2 separate regions of the Mus musculus genome follow, and region 2 is linked to region 1. A link is a loop called in an ENCODE intact Hi-C map of the cell type or tissue named here. Cell type or tissue: left cerebral cortex. All regions are shown on one strand. Links, peaks and the distances in the headings refer to the core of each region. The heading gives the core; the rest is flanking DNA.

Region 1 (5,376 bases), core at 266-5,265:
ATGAAATGCTTGCTTTGCAAGCCTGAAGACCTGAATCTGTGAAAACCCATGGTGTTCATTTGGAATCCTAGCACTGGGAAGGTGGACACAGGTGGATTCCTGGAGCTTGGTCATCAGACAGACTGCCCAAGTGTCGGGCGAGCCCAGGACCAGAGAGGGACCCTGTCTGTACTGAGGAAGGACACCAAGGTTGTCCTTTGACCTCTGTATGTACTTACATACATGTGTGTGTGCATACACACACACACACACACACACACACACACACACACAAACCTTACATTTGATGCTTACATTTGGCACAGAGATAAATATACTCCAGGATAAACCATGTTACTTTTTTCTTGTTTATTTATTTATTTTTTTCAATTTTTTATTAGATATTTTCTTCATTTACATTTCAAATGCTATCCTGAAAGTTCCCTATACCCTCCCCCCACCCTGCTCCCCTACCCACCCACTCCCACTTCTTGGCCCTGGCATTCCCCTGTACTGGAGCATATAAAGTTTACATGACTAAGGGGCCTCTCTTCCCAATGATGGCCGACTAGGCCATCTTCTGCTACATATGCAGCTAGATACACGAGCTCTGGGGGTACTGGTTAGTTCATATTGTTGTTCCACTTATAGGGTTGCAGACCCCTTCAGCTCCTTGGGTGCTTTCTCTAGCTTTTTTTTTTTTTAAATAAAAACAGTTGTGCAGATCCCTATATGAACCATGACCCCTCCTCACTGTGCCCAGTGGGTAAGTCAGCCGTAATGTTCAGATAAGAGTCTCAAAAGGACTGGAACAGGGGAAGAAACTGAGCCATTGTAGCTGATACTCCAAATCTGAGATTAGGGTGCTGGGTGGATGGACACTAAGACCAAGGAGAATGGAAGAGAAAACTTACAGGAGACCATCCTGTCTCACTCGAGTTCAAGCCTGAGATACCTGAGAAGTATTCAAGTGGGGCTGTCCAAGCCACAGTTAGCTGAGCAGGGCAAGAGTTCCAACACAGATGTGTAAGTCATGGCGCTAGAGAGATGGCTCAGCAGTCAAGAGCACTGACTGCTCTTCCAGAGGTTCTGAGTTCAATTCTCAGCAACCACATGGTGGCTCACAACCATCTGCAATGGGATCTGGTGCCCTCTTCTGGTGTGTCTGAAGACAGCTACAGTGTACTCATATACATAAAATAAATAAATAAAAAAGATACGTAAGTCATGGCTGTAAGGGCTTGCTCAAGCAACTGGGCCAACCTGTCTACACAAGAGAGGAGAAGGACCCACTAGGAGGTGGAAGGTGTAGTAACAGCCAGAGACTCGAAGTACCCAGTGGCCAAGTGTCAGCCCACACAGAGTCCAGCATGTGGGCAGTGTGTCTTCTGCATTGAGGTGTCCACATGCAAGGTAGTGTGCTAGCCTTGACCCATGGAGGTGTGGAAGGCAACTGGAACACGGGGAAACCAGGGATAGTAAGGGGTTCTTCCTCCAAGATGTTTGGCTGTGGGGGAAAAAAAAGGAGAGGTGGGGATCGGTGGTTAGTGGGGTTGTGGGGGTGTAGAGAGTGTCTATATTGGTTCCCCGGGAAACAGATACCAATAAGAGTGTTTGCAGGCAGGGAAGTTCTTAGGGAGATTGTTGAGTGGGGGAAGCAGCGTGGATGGAGCCGCTGGGAGAGTGGGCCTGTGATGCAGAGATTAAAAAGTGCTTTGCAAAGCTAGCTGGAGCTGAAGATCTGCGGTGGTCCTTCAGTCATCCTTCCATCAGAACTATGAGAAGGGAGGAGAGCCTTGCTCTACCTACTTGTATCACATCTTTCTAGTTCTTGTTTGTCTCTGATGCTTTGATATGGAGTGAGGTTGCTGACCCTTGAGAGACGGCTGGTGAGTCTTAGAGCTGAAAAATGACACTCCCTCCACCCCACAACACAGTTTTAAAAACAATGTATTTATTTATTTATTTACTTACTTATTTATTTATTTTAGTGTATAAATGCATGTACACTCGAATGCCAGAAGAGGGCATCAGATCGAGTTATAGATGGCTCTGAGCCATCATGCAGTTGCTGGGAATTGAACTCAGGACCTCTGGCAGAGCAGCCAAATCTCTCCAACCCAGGAGAACAGCTTTTACATTTACAACAACTCAAGCCCTAGGCTTTCCATTCATTTCATTTGTGCTTACCCACTGTTACCTAATCATGCCTTAGGGCAGGTTCTGACACCCAGAGAGAGGAACACCCTAAAGCCATCAAAACTGGTCAAGTGGAGCCAAAGGACATTGTTTTGCCTTATTAGTGTTTTCAGTAGAAGTCACAATAAAGGTTCTTGGTTTTCTTTTTGAGTGTGCTGGGATTTGATCCCAGGGATCCACGTATGGGAAGCCAATGCTCAGCTTCAAAGGCACTTTCACTAACGTAAGTTGGGACGTGTGAACTCAAACTCTCCTGTTGGGACAATCATATCTGCGTCTGTGTGGCTTACTAATCTTATTTAATAAATAAACCCGAGGCTTCCTTATCAGTCATTGGATGAGGCGTGCCCTGAAAATGGATGTTAGTGTGGCTCAGGCAGCTAGCTAGCTATCCTTGTTTTTGTTTTATCATTATTATTTTTTTTATTATTTATTTATTTTTGGTTTTTCGAGACAGGGTTTCTCTGTATAGCCCTGGCTGTCCTGGAACTCACTCTGTAGACCAGGCTGGCCTAGAACTCAGAAATCTGCCTGCCTCTGCCTCCGAGTGCTGGGATTAAAGGCGTGTGCCATCACCGCCCCGGCACTAGCTATCCTTGGTAGTTCCCATAGGGGACTGAGCTCTATGCTGTCAGCAACTAAGTGGGATCAGGTAATATATATTTCTGTCCAGAAGGGGGCGCCTGTTAGTGGATCTCAACATCCACCATGGACGACTTTTGAAGGCATTCTTAGAAAGTGCTCCTAAGGTAAAATGAATGGAGAGAGGATCAAAAATGCAGAGGAGGGAAAGGGATACATGATTGGCAGGAGGCAGAGGCCTGAAGGCAGGAGGAGAGGAAGCCTTTTGAGTCCTGGAAGGATGGCTTTTTTATGTTGGAAGGAAGGTGGGGCAATTCTAGAAGCTCTTGTCAATAACTCCTATTATTCCCTGCAAAATGGAAAGGAGAGTAGGGGGGACGTTTAACGAAGAAGGGGAGGGCCTGTAAAGGTTTGTAAATAGGAAAAGGCATAACTGAGGCATAGCTATAGCGGAAAGAGGTGACTGGATGAAAGAGCCAGAAGCAAGCCTTTAGGAAGCTTGCATGGCCAGTTGCTGAAGGGAGCATTTCTAAGAGAAGCTGGGCCCTGAGGAGTGGACATCAGGGCAGAATGGTGGGAAGCCTGAAGGGGAAACAGTGAGATGCCAGAAGCCAGAGTGCTGTCACTGATGTCACTGTTCGTTATCAAAGGAACTCAGGACAGGGATTCAAGCAGGGCGGGAACTTGGAAGCAGGAGCTGATGCAGAGGCCGTGGAGGGGTGCTGCCTCCTGGCTTACTCAGCCTACTTTCTTATAAACCCAGGACCACCAGCTCAGGGATGGCACCACCCACAATGAGCTGGGCCCTCCCCCATCAGTCACTAATTAAGAAAATGCCTTACAGTTGAATCTTATGGAAGACTTTCTTTCCGATGACTTTAGCTTGGGTCAGGTTGACATAAAACCAGCCATGGCATCCACCGTGGAAGAAGCCACGGATGTTACCTTTAGCACACTGATTTCAATATTGATCTTCTATCAGTTTGTTCATTCCCTGGTCCACCCTTTGAACAGGTCACAAGACCTTACCAGTTCCCTCATTATTAGTGAAGCTGTTGCGATTCAGATCTGAAATGTCCTTTATAGACTCAGGTTTTGAATGTGTATTCCTCAACTTACTGGGCTATTTTAAGACGCTGTGGAGTCTTTAGAAGATAAGGGCTAGCTGGCAGAAGTGGGTCACTAGGGGTAAGCCCTGGTTGTAGCTCTCTCTAAGCCTTTGATCCAACCGACTTGAGTAACTCTGCTAGGTTTTCCTCACTGTGATGGACTCCTACCTCCTGAAACCCTGAACCAAAATAATGCTTATTTCCCATCATTTATTTCTGCCAGGTTATCGATCACAGTGACACGCAAACCACCTAAGACAGAACCCCAATGCAGAAAACAGAACCGTGTTCCAACCGCTGGACTTTCCCTCCCTACGCGCCATAGCCACGAAGATTGCTGAAGCTCCTCTGCAGAGCACAGGCTAAACATCCAGGACCTCCATCCATCCTTTCCTCCAGAGTGGACTCCTTTCTGCAGTGTCCCTGCTTGGGCATGCTAGGACTGTCTGGATAGTTTCCTAAAGGGTGCCCTGTGAGTCCACACAGAGCCCAGCGGAGGACTTCCCAACCCATCAATGATTGCTACTCTTAGACTAGAAATCTGCCTCCAGGTCACTCCACCCTCTCCCCTCTGGAGCTTCCAAGGATGGCAAGTCTCCTCTAACTCTTTCCCTGCATGCCTTGGGACTGTTTGAGAAATTATCACATAGGTAAGGTTGCTTCTAAAGGAAGACAGAATAAACTGCACAAAAATCTGACTCGTTCCTAGCAGGCATCTTCTGACAAGCCCACTCTCCGAGTAGACACGCCGGAGAAGGAGTGCGAGAAGGCGTGCCCAGCTTCCTTCTGAGATCTCAAAGTGAAGATCGAGGCCCCAGCCTCACCCTTGGCCTGATCTTTGCTTTTTGGCTGGTATTTGTGGATAGCCTGACACATGGGTCAGAGCCTCTACCACTCACCAGGTTACACTTGCTGTAGGTGACCATTTAGGCTTTAATGACTTGACTGTGTTCCGTCTTCTACCTTGCTATGCACAGCAATCACATGATCAGATGTGGGGGCCTGGGGCTATGTCATGCACTAAGGAGTTCTAGTCCTTATCAAAGAACAGAGGGCGAGCTTACAGAACACAGCACCTAAGACTCACTGATGCACTATGCAATGAACAACTCTAGTCCCATGAGACCATGGCCCTAAGCCTAGCCCTGACCTGTGACAGCACTTTAACTCAGAACTTGTTCTCTGTTATTTAGTTTTTGTTCCTTCTCATCACAGTATTTGATATTCTATAGTAGGTTAAGTAAACGCTTGTCTTTCCCATTAAACTGCCTGCTGTTTTGAGCAGACCAGTAATAATATGCAAAGCTACTTTGCACATTGGGTGGGCTCGAAGATGTTTAGCATTTGATGAGTTCTTCACTCAATTTCCTCAGAAGAAAATAGCTAAGCTGCTATTCCAGACCTGGCTGAGACCATTTTGTCCTCCTTTCTAATTCCAGACTGATGTAACAGCAAGATAGCCAAACACCAGAGGCTGGCAGCATCCAGCCTGGAGAGGACCCAGAAA
Region 2 (5,376 bases), core at 239-5,238, 61 kb after region 1:
ACCTCCAGTTTTCATGAGTGGAAAGTCACCTTCCCTACCCGGAAAGCAGAATCCAGATGCCATAGCAGTGGTGGGGACCTATTTAAAATTGTAGGATGGCCACCCACAGCCTGTCTCTATTCCATCTCCAAGTGACTTTGTGTGCCCCTAGACACAGGAGCCCTGTGAGAGTCATGCACCTGGACAGTAAATCAAGTGACTACAACCATACCAGAGTCCCCTAGTAGACAGAGACCAATTTGGGCTTCTCTGCTTAGCTGAAACTTCTTGAAAGCCCATGACCCAGACGTTCATCATTGTTAGCCCATTGATACCCCATTATCTGCTCTATTCTGGCCCATTTAATGTCAGTTCTGGTTTCGTTGTTTATTTGATTGTTTGAGACAAGATTTCTTGTAGCCCAGGCTGTGACCTTGAATACTTTATGTCGCCTATGGCTTCGAACTGATCCTCCTTCCCTCCATCCCCGAGTGCTGGGGTTCCAGGTATGTCACCATTCCTGGTCGGGTGGACCTATTCCTATTAGAAGCAACACTCAACATTTCTAAAAAGCAGCAGAGCATGGCGGTGCACACCTTTAATCTCGGCCCTCAGGAAGCAGAGGCAGTCGGATCTCTGTGAGTTTGAAGCCAGCCTGGTTTACATAGTGAGTTCCAGGACAGCCCCACCCCCACCCCCATTAGTGAGACCTTGTCTCAGAAAACAAAACAAACAAACAAACAAAAAAAAAAAACCAAAACTGTAGAACAGTTGCCCCGCCACCAAGAAGTAGAGTTTGACACATTGTATTTTGTGCGGAACGTTGAAAGGCGTTTGTTTCCTTCTTTCTGGGAGGGAGGCTAAGGGGATTTTGATGATTACAGCTCCCATCAGCCACCAGTGCTTGGGTCTCAGAGATAATTGCATTGCTGCTGCAGATGCGGGCTGAATCACCCAGCTCCGTTCTCCAGTGTACGTGCCTCTCTGTCTGTCCTCTCCCAATAGTGTGGGACGATGTGGTGAAGGATGCCTGGGAGCCAGTCCTGTCTCTGTTTTAAGTGGCCATGTGTGAGTTTGGTAGATGGCTTCACCTTTTTAGCCTTCTGTAACCTGAGGAATTGGAAACTGATTGTCCCACAGTTGTTTCCTGCTTCTGTTTTTGTTTAAGTCTTTTTATTTTCTTTAAAAATTAAAAAAAGTATACGTTTACCCTTTGATCATTTCATAATGTTCAATGTCTATTCTGGTTATTAAAATACTAATAACTTGTCCCACTAGCCTCCCTCCTACCTCTATTGCCCTCTTACAAGTCCCTCCTCACACTCGTGACTTTGTTATTTTAGTCATTGTTGTTGTTTGAGATCCATTGAGTTAAACCAGGATTATCTGTGTGACCACGGGTTTGGAACTAGGAATCCTCTGGAACCTGGTTGGATCCTTAGTGGGTTACACAGAGAATGACAGTGACGACCTTCTGCCCAGAAACCATCCATTACCAGAAGTTCAGCTTGGAGGGATAGGGCCCACTAAGCTCCTCCCCAACTCATGATTGACAGGCCCAGTCTTGGGTAAGCCCACTGCAGGCACCATACCAGACTTAGTTGGCCATGCCAGCCCAGAAGAAAACATTTCACTGCTTCTGGGGTTCTTCTCTGAAGGGGAAACCTTGTCTTTGGTATTTGAGGAATCACTTGGGTACAACCCACTTATCACCTGTCTCTTTTGTGTCAGGGCTAGGGCACAGAAATACAAAAGTGGTTTAGGTGCTCCCAGGCTGGTGACTTGGGCCTCCCAGATCAAATACATTGTGATCAGAGTTTTAGGGCAAAATTCCTGGCTCCGAGAGTCCCAGTGGACTAGGCTCAGCCATGTGCCCCAGTGTACCAGGGAGATGAGTCTCAGTGAGCAGTAGACAAAGGAGCTTTGATTAAGGCGCTCGCATTGGAAAGAACAGATAAAGGGTTTCCAGGAACACGGGTTCTGGGATCTTCTAGGAAAGTGGAACAAAGGAGCAGACTGGGGTGTGCACAGTAGGTCTGCCTGCTACCTCAGCTCTGGTTTTGCCAAGGCTTTGTGGTGAGCTGTAATGGTTTGTTTTTTCTGCTTTAGGGAGCAGTGTCTGGTCCATCCTTTGGGCATGCGGGGAGATCTGTTCCATGAGGAGTACATTTGATACCTTGTCACAAAGATGTCTTTGTATCAGTCCAGCTGTTCCCGGGATCAGGAGGCAGAGTGAATCAGGAGCAAACATGTTTTGTGGCTCAGTCCATTGCCTCAAGTGCGTGGAGCCCTGGGTTCAACCCGCAGCACCACAGGAAAGACAGACAAAGCAAAACCAAAAAATTCGGTTATTGTGGTGCACGCCTCTAATCTCAGCACTCAGGAAGTAGAGACAGGAGGGACAGGTAGTTTATGACCATCTTCAGCCACTGGCTAGAGGCTACAAGAGACCTTGAGCCAGTGAGGATCTGACAGGGTTAGTTAGGTCCTATGCTGGGTACCTTCTTTCAACATCACAATAAATACACTGACGATCCTTCCAGAGGGTACATGCTTCCACTTTGCCAGCTTAGGTAAGCTCCTTGTATTTGGGTGTCTGGCTTTTTATTCATCATTTGGAGATATTTTCCCACCTGCCTGTCTTATGGTTCCATTATCTATGAGTAGATTCTGAGACAGGAAGATTATGCCAAAGCTTGACTTGAAGTCAGTATTGTCTATGTACGAAACCGGTCTCCCTCCCTCTGTCCCTCCCTCCTTCTTTCCCTCCCTCCCTCTCTCCTCTCCCTCTTCCCTCCCTTCCTTCCCCCTTCTCTCCCTCTCTCCTCCCTCCCTCCTTCTTTCCTTCCTTCCTCTCCTTTTTTACTTCCTTCTCTTTCCTCCCTTCCTCCCTCCCTCCCTCCCTCTCTCTCTCTCTCTCTCTCTCTCTCTCTCTCTCTCTCTTTCTCTCTCTCTCTCTTTCTTTCTCTTTCTCTCTTCCCAAAAATGAGATGGAAGCACCTAAGCAGGTTCCCAGTGCTTGCCACTCTCCATTATTCTGTCCTCAGAGATCAGGCTGGCTGTCATACTGTTTCCCTCCAGCCTCTGGAGTCTGTCTGTCCACAGCATCTTCGTTGTAATCATTGCAGTGAATGAGCAAGGATGCCGTGAAAGGCAGGGCCAGTCATGAGTCATCTTTGTCCCATCCCATCCCCCCATTGCTTCTGAGCTCCGTCCTATACATTCTGTCTGTATCTTTGGTTCTTTGGAGAGTTCAGGGAATGTACACTCCAGTCAGCGGGTCCTGGGTTCTACTCCAGCTTGGCCAGGAGTGAAGAACCCTGGTGAGGAGCTTGGAAGAGGAGATGCTTGGAGACCAGGACCCAGGCCTTCCAGGGAAGCCCTCTTCTCTCTCTGTACTTTGCAGCAACGATGTCGGATGTGTGAGCTTCTAGGCTGACTCACAGCCTTCGTTGCAGCAATCTCACTGACTTGGCGCGTCAGGTAAACTGATGCAAAAAAGTGTAAAAAAGCATGAGAGTGTGACCCAGACACGGGAGCCTTCTGCAGCCTCAGCACAGCTCCTTCGGGGAGTTCTGAGCGTCTAGTGTCTCCCTATAAGTGCATGCTGATCTGATCTCTGGAACGTCAGGTAGAGGCACCCACGAGCCAGTTATCTGGAATCCGAGGGAACTGGCCCTCTTCAGATGCCACCCTCAACTCCTCCGCTTGCACCCTCTCAGGAGCTACCTCACCTGCAGACATCCAGCCTGAAGCAGCAAGGGTCTCAAGCTGTCTGTGTCAGCCACGTTAGTTTGGAGGATATAGGGATGGCTGGATCTGCCAGCTTTCCCGCCTGCCAGGCTGGGCCTAGCTGTTTCAGCTGAGAAGGTAATAATCCTGTGTGTTGACTGATGTGATACACGGGTGTTGAAGTCATCTAGTCTCCAGTGGGGCAGACAACTGATCTCGATGCTGTTGGATCTCCAGGTGCCTTTCCCAGCATCCTCCGGGAGCCACTCTGACTCCTATTGTCAAACACTGCAGGTGTCCCGCAGGCAATGTTTATGCAATCAGCCAGCTCTGCAGCGATACATCAAGCAGATGCTGTGGATGCTTTACACAGAAAGCCCTTGTTACCCATGAGTGCAGTTGTCCTGGCAGGTTCTGTGTGTCAGGCCAGGGAGGTGAGTCACCCACAGGTGTACTAGGCTTGCACTGGGCTGACCTGTGAGCCTCCTGGCTGTGCTGTGCCCGTACACGATACACAGACACAAGGCTAAACCACCGATGTCAGGCTTCCCGGACATCGCACCTTCTCCTCTCTCCATCCTTCCCGGTGTATTTTCTAATATATTGGCTCTAGGACTATACTATGTACCTCCGGTTCTCATCTGTGGTACCCAGGAATGACATAGTAATTGGCTATATTCTCTGTCTTAGGACATCTAAGCTGTCCCCATGTAAGCATTCAAGTCTCAGGGACCTATTTACCCAGTTAGAGGGCACAGAGGATCTGACCCTGATGGAAAAAAAAAAGTGTACAAGCATGACGGAGAGATGGGATCTTTCTGCAGCGACTCCAGCACAGCCCCTTCTCAGAGTGTCCCTAAGCACGGGTCTCTCCACATCGAGCTAAGTAGAGGGTTTGATCCATAATGATATAACAGAAGAACTACGCACCAGTTATGCACCAGCAACCTGTTCCAAGCCAGCTGACTTCATCCAGATGGCCAAGGACAGGAAAGAAAGGATAGTCAGTTCAGGGTGAATGGTCAGGGAACCTCCTGCCCTGTGGCCAAAGGGCTGAGTACAGGGAGTCTCCTCACTGCCTGGCTATTTAGGGACTGTTTCTACCTCATGAGGAAAGCTGGCTTGGAAGCGGTAGTGGACATGACATCTACTTGATGAGTTTATAGGGGCAGAATAGATCCCCGAGGTCCAGACCATAATTCCAATATTAAGCAGGTGTAGAGAGCATCCCTATTCCAGAAATCAGGCTGTGTGAATTTATTTTGAGATCCTTATCTGGTCTTAAAGAGACACTATGATTATTCTCATTTTAAACACAACCAGGTAAGGTCCAGGCATGTCACCTAACAAGCTCAAGGTCACACAGAGTCAAAGGGAAAGGTTCTGTCAACCCCCACCCCATCTTCCGTTCCATAACTTCCAGATAAATTTGCTTATTTTCTTCTTTTTCTCACAGAATCTAATTTTGGTTTGACTCAAAGAAGCTAATGGAATCTGTATTATCCAGGGTTCTCTAGAGTAAGAGAATGTATAGAACAAATATCTATCTATCTATCTATCTATCTATCTATCTATCTATCTATCTATCTAAAGGGGATTTATTAGAATGACTTACACACTGTTGCCCAGCGAATCCAAAAATGACTGCTAATGAATGGAAGGTCT

What was found. Hi-C counts contacts between places; a loop is a spot of excess contacts. Peaks named below come from ENCODE experiments on the same cell type or tissue, not always from the same donor. Only the 100,000 strongest peaks of a DNase experiment are listed, where the experiment ranks them.
Region 2: it touches region 1 in a loop (2.7-fold over the local background); 1 of 42 quality-filtered maps calls a loop at or near these places.

The regions. Positions count from the first base shown.
Region 1 is chr14:69,832,656-69,838,031 of GRCm38, forward strand. No RefSeq gene overlaps it. Among named protein-coding and RNA genes, the nearest start is that of Pebp4, 5.1 kb to the right of the region's middle. In left cerebral cortex, for the core only: CTCF peaks have their summits at 1,145 (motif pointing left), 2,002 (motif pointing right) and 2,848 (motif pointing right); DNase peaks (open chromatin) are centred at 1,536 and 2,834; H3K27ac peaks cover 322 bases.
Region 2 is chr14:69,893,863-69,899,238 of GRCm38, forward strand. All of the region lies in intron 3 of Pebp4 (phosphatidylethanolamine binding protein 4), which reads left to right. Among named protein-coding and RNA genes, the nearest start is that of Pebp4, 56 kb to the left of the region's middle. In left cerebral cortex, for the core only: no CTCF peak of the experiment used is centred there; DNase peaks (open chromatin) are centred at 3,205 and 3,417.